2 separate regions of the Homo sapiens genome follow, and region 2 is linked to region 1. A link is a loop called in an ENCODE intact Hi-C map of the cell type or tissue named here. Cell type or tissue: CD4-positive, alpha-beta T cell. All regions are shown on one strand. Each heading gives the region's core, and the rest is flanking DNA. Links, peaks and the distances in the headings are about the cores only.

Region 1 (2,924 bases), core at 242-2,741:
TCTCTCCTTCAACTACTACTATTTTCAATTTTTTTTTATTGGGCAGGAAAGAAACTGGACTTTATTAAGCACCTATCACAGGTGCCTTCTTCATAGGTATTATTATCCTCACTCAGCTACTGAGCAAACTGAGGCTCACGGAGGTCATGCTAGCCATGCAGCACAGGAGGGCCAGAGCGAGGATTTGGAGCAAGACCTGCTGTACTTTGTGTGCCCTGTGCACTTCCCTGAATCACAATGCTCTGGTATGTAAATTTAGGCTTCACTGAAGCTGAAGTTCCTGCAATCTTTGGGCCTTGGACCTCTCAACTCATTATCCTTGGGGGAAGGCAGATGTCAGGGACTAAGTGCATACACAGATGGCCATGGTCATGTTCTGAACCATCTTGTTGGAATTCAATAGTTATCTTAAGAGGCTCCAATCCAATAAGCCAAGGAGTTGTTCAGGGCTGAAATGGGGAGCACGTCCTTGATTGTGGGGGGACTTCAGCAATAAACCCATCATGGTCAATCCCCAAGAGGTAATGTAACATTGCCCCCCACCAGTGGACAATGCTACTCTGATCCCTGAGTCTCCTCTAGTGAATTACCTCGGAATTTACTGGTACCTTTCCCAAGGATATTAAAAATGAATTTTAATGTGGGGGAAAGTGCTTTAAAATGAATAACATGTTGTGAAGGATGTATTAATATATATGTATGCATATATACATACCTGTGGGGAACAGACATGTGGTTTATTCATTGGTCCATTTGTTCATGTATATTTATTTCTCCACTTTTGAATTCATGTATTCACTTGTGTTTTTATTTATTTGCTCATTTATTCATTCATTTGTTTTTTAATTTACCCAGTCATCCATTCAGCTATCCATCTAACTAACCATTTATTAACCATCTAACTAACCATTTTCCTGCACCTACTATGTGCTAGGTGGCACACTAAATGTTAGGAACATAGAATTGAATGAAACAAAATTCTACTCTTGAGGAACTCACAGTCTAATGGATTAGAGAACCACTTATATCCGTAAGTGCATTTCAGTGTTTAGGTTCTACAGTAGAGATCTATACAATGTATTTTGGGGGCCCAGAGTTGATTATCCCTGCATAGATGTGAAGGAGAATCTTGACAGAAGAAACACTTGAGTAAGAATTCATCAAGCAAAGGAGGTGGGTGCATGGTAAGAACGAGGGAAAGCACTAAGTTCAACCACGTGGGAATGAATCCATAGCTCCCATAATTTCTCATTCATTCTTTTCTCAGATAGTCATAAGTACTCTGCTCTGGGAAGAATTTATCTGGCAAAAAAAAGAAGACAAAACATTCTTCAATTTATCTGTCTATTTCTACCTGCCACCAGAAGATGGAGGTGATGGTTTTCAGTTTTTCAGGAACTAATCTGAGGTGCAGAAGATATGGACCCTGGAGTATTCAAATGCGGCCTGCAGGGGACCACTCAGCTCTTTTTTTTAGCGTCTAGTCCTGGTAACTGTCACCCTCCAGTGTCTCTGGTCATCCTTAGCTGCCATAGACATAAATTGCTGGAATATAGAAAGAGATTCATTCCAAATAGTAAAAAGGGTATTTATTTGCAGGAAGCAAATACTGTTTGCCACTTAGTTTTGGAAATTTCCCAGCTTTTCTCTAAGGGACTCATAAGATTTATTCTCAATTTATGTAGTATCTTTCCTCCAAATAGCTTTATAAATTTTTTATCAAGATTGTATTTTGGGAACTGAAAACTACCTGATTTCTACCAGATTGTCACATTTGAAAGGAATTTTATGAAACCCAAATGGGATTTTTTAATGTCTATATTTCTTTTTCTTAAATGGGTTTCCAACGAAGGCTTTCAGATTTTCTCTTTTTTTTTTTAAAGAGGACCTTTTATATACAATGTCACAGCCAGAAATATAACATTCAGTAAGTGACATTCTATTTTAATTCACTTTGACAAAATAATGAACTCTACTTGTAGGAGCAATAGAGCCTTGTCTGACAAGGAGATGTCCCTGGAGTTTTGCTATAAATGAAAAAAAAAAACCCCCACAAACGTATTCCTTTTTAAAAAAAAGTTTTTGAAAGAATGGCAAGTTTGAGATTTTGGAAAAACTTTTTGGAAATGATGGTAAATGTCTAAGAATCGGTAGGAAACACCCCACAGTAATCACATGTCCTGCTATTCAGCAGTCATGCTTGGATTTCTGGTTTGGACCAGCACATATCACTGTCCATCCTCTGGATTCAGAGTTCCCATCCCTGTGAGCCACCTTCAGCGCCTGGTGGAAAGGAAAGCCTCTTGGCTTCGGGCACCCTCTGCTTCCTGCCAAAGGCGGGTGAACAAAACATCCCAGTCCATCCTCTCCCAGTGACATACATGGACGCTGGCCCAGTGAAAGTCAACAGGGCCCTGGGGCTAGCAAACCGAACACGGGAACCCTGGCCACAAATCCAGCTCAGAAGCCACCAAATCAGGGCTTCCTAGGGAGGGAGGAGAGTGGAGGCATCTGCCTTGCCTCCCTGTTTTTAACCACTTACGTTTAATGCATCTCATTCGTCAATTTTTTAAAAAATAAAAGCCTGAGGAAGGAAGGAGAGGCTTTCATGTTGAGCCTAGGAATCGAGTTATCAGGAGCGACCTGGAGAAATGAGGTTGCAGACTTTGACCCTAACTGTCCAGCTCTTGGACACTAAGATTATAATTCCCAGCAAAAGAGGGCACAAAGGCTGCCTCAGTCTCAGGGCAGGGAGCAGGGGACTCACTTCAAGGCAAGAGCTGATAGCAAGTGTCCCAGATTACAATACTGGCTGCCACAAGGAGCGATGCATTCTTTTTTTAAGTTGTATTTGAAAAACACTAAAAACAATAAAATCAAAAATCATTTATAAATCAATCACATCTTTTAAAATTATTATACTG
Region 2 (2,924 bases), core at 164-2,663, 170 kb after region 1:
CCTCGTGATCTGCCCGCCTCGGCCTCCGAAAGTGCTGGGATTACAGGCGTCAGCCACTGCGCTCGGTCCTTTTATGGTTGAGTAGTATTCCATGATATGTATGTACCACAGATAGTTTAACCATTCAACTGCTGCAGAACATCTGGACTGATTCCAGTTTTTAGCTATTACAAATAAAGCTGCTATAAATATCTGTGCACTGGTTTCTCTGTAAATGTTAAGTATTTCTCCGGAAGAAATGCCTGAACCTGTAACTGCTAGGTGGTATGGCAGTTGCATTTTTTTAAACAAAACTGTTAAACTGTTTTCCAGAGTGGTTGTGCCATTATTTTGATATTATACATTCTACCCATTTTCTAATCGGATAGTTTAGCTTTTTTGCTGTTGAGTTTTGAGAGTTCTTTATATACTCTAGATATTAGTCTTTTGTCAAATACGTGGTTTGCAAATAACTTTTCCCAGTCCACAGATGTTTTTTCATCCTCTTCACATGAGATTTCACAGAGCAAAAGTTAATAATTTTGATGAGATCTAATCTATCAAATTGTGCTTTTGTTGTCAAGTCTGAGCACTTTTGCCTAGCTCTAGATCCCAAAGATTTTCTTCTTTGTTTTTTCTAAAAGTTTTATAGTTTTATGTTTTATATCTAAATCTGTGATCCATTTTGAGTTAATTTTTGCATAAGACATGAGACTTAGATTGAGTTGGGTATTTTTTTATTGCCTTTGTGTCCAATTGCTCCAATACCATTTGTTGGAAAGTCTACTTAAATTTAATTTTAATCTAGGCTAAATTAAAGACATTTGAGGTTTATAATCATTTCCCACACAGGCACAGGAGTAAGCAACAGAGTTCATTAACAGTTAACACAAGCATACATATTTATAGCTAGTTGCTAACTAGTTAAAGTAGTGGTATTAAACAAAAGTTTTAGAAAAATATCTGCAACATATATCACAATTGAAGTTCTAATGTCTATAATACACAAGGAAATCTTAAAAAGTGAGGGCCGGTTGGGCACGGTGGCTCACGCCTGTAATCCCAGCACTTTGGGAAGCCAAGACGGGCGGATTATGAGGTCAGGAGATCGAGACCATCCTGGCTAACACAGTGAAACCCCGTCTCTACTAAAAATACAAAAAAATTAGCCGGGCCTGGTGGTGGGCGCCTGTGGTCCCAGCTACTCAGGAGGCTGAGGCAGGAGAATGGCGTGAACCCAAGAGACAGAGCTTGCAGTGAGCCAAGATCGCGCCACTGCACTCCAACCTGGGAGACAGAGGGAGAGTCCGCCTCAAAAAAAAAAAAAAGTGAGGGCCAAAAACAGAGGCAAAAACACCTGATAGAAAAATGAATAAAGCCAAGTATGGTAGAACATGCGTGTAGTCCCAGCTGCTTATGAGGAGTACCTGAGACGGGAGGGATTGCTTGAGCTTAGGAGCTTGAGACCAGCCTAGATGACATAGATAGACTCCATCTCTAAAAAAGAAAAAGGAAAAGAAATAAAAAAGAATGAGCAAAAGTCACGAACAAACAATTTACCTAAAAAAGATATAAAATGCCCCTAAACACTTATGAGAAGTTGTTCAATTCATTATAAGAAAAATGCAAATTAAAACTACAGTGAAATGACATTTATCACCTATGAATAATAAGCAAAAATTTTAGAACTTGGCAACACTCTATGTTGGCAAGGCTGAGGAGAAACAGACACTCTTACACATTGCTGGTAGGAATGCAAAATGATACAGCCTTATGGGAAGGAATTTGGCAGTATTTAACAACACTATATATGCATTTACCTTTTGTTCCAGAAATCCCACTTCTAGGAATTTACTCTAAAAATAAGCCTGCAGAAATACAAAATTATATATGTACAAGTTTATTCACTGCAGTATTATCTGTCATTGCAAAATATTGGTAATAACCTAAATGCTCATAGATAGATTTATTGAATAAACTAAATTATATCCACACAATGCAGTGCTATGCAGTGGTAAAAGAGAATGAAGATGAAGCAATGTGGAGTGATTTCCAGGAAATATCTTGTAAGTGAAGAAGCAAAGTGCAAAAGAGTATACGTAATATTCTACCTTTTGTGTAGGAAGAGGAAATAAGAAAATTACATGTATTTGCTTACTTAGTTGTGAAAGGAAATTGAGAAAAGATAAGCCAGAAACTAATGAGAATGGTTCCCTACAGGGTAGATGGGCTGGTCTCAAACTCCTGACCTCAGGTGATCCACCCACCTCGGCCTCCAAAAGTGCTGGATTTACAGATATAATCAGCCTCCCACTAGCTGGGACTACAGGCACACCACACCCAGCTAATTTTGGTATTTTTTGTAGAAATGGGATATGCCACATTGCCTAGGCTGGTCTTGAACTCCGAAGCTCAAGCAATCTGGCCACCTTGGCCTCCCAAAGTGTTGGGATTACAGGCATGAGCCACCATGCCGGCCCAGGTCTTCTAAACATTGTTTCTTACAATAATTTGAGGGTTTCTTGAAGAAATGGCTGATTGCAAGTTTGAGCCAAGAAGGACCTGGGATATCTTAAAAGTAAAAAAGTGCTTAAAAAAAAAATGAAGAAGAAGCAGCACATCAAAAAACATAAAGGCCAGTTTGAAGGGGCTTCTCCTGGCCAAATCTGGGTCAATGTGAACATCAAAATACATAGCAATAATAATGACTTAAAACTCATTGAAGGCCAGGCGCAGTGGCTTACACCTGTAATCCCAGAAATTTGGGAGGCCAAGGCGGGCAGATCACCTGAGGTCAGGAGCTTGAGACCAGCCTGGCCAACGTGGTGAAATCCCGTCTCTACTAAAAATACAAAACTTAGCCTGGCGTGGTAGTGCGTGCCTGTAATCCCAGCTACTTGGGAGGCTAAGGCAGGAGAATCACTTGAACCTGGGAGGTGGAGGTT

What was found. Peaks named below come from ENCODE experiments on the same cell type or tissue, not always from the same donor. Only the 100,000 strongest peaks of a DNase experiment are listed, where the experiment ranks them.
Region 2: a loop joins it to region 1, with 11 times the contacts of the local background. A loop is called at or near these places in 7 of 110 quality-filtered maps.

The regions. Positions count from the first base shown.
Region 1 is chr11:11,206,119-11,209,042 of GRCh38, reverse strand. No RefSeq gene overlaps it. Among named protein-coding and RNA genes, the nearest start is that of LINC02752, 92 kb to the right of the region's middle. In CD4-positive, alpha-beta T cell, for the core only: no CTCF peak of the experiment used is centred there; a DNase peak (open chromatin) is centred at 1,402.
Region 2 is chr11:11,031,042-11,033,965 of GRCh38, reverse strand. No RefSeq gene overlaps it. Among named protein-coding and RNA genes, the nearest start is that of LINC02752, 83 kb to the left of the region's middle. In CD4-positive, alpha-beta T cell, for the core only: no CTCF peak of the experiment used is centred there; no DNase peak of the experiment used is centred there.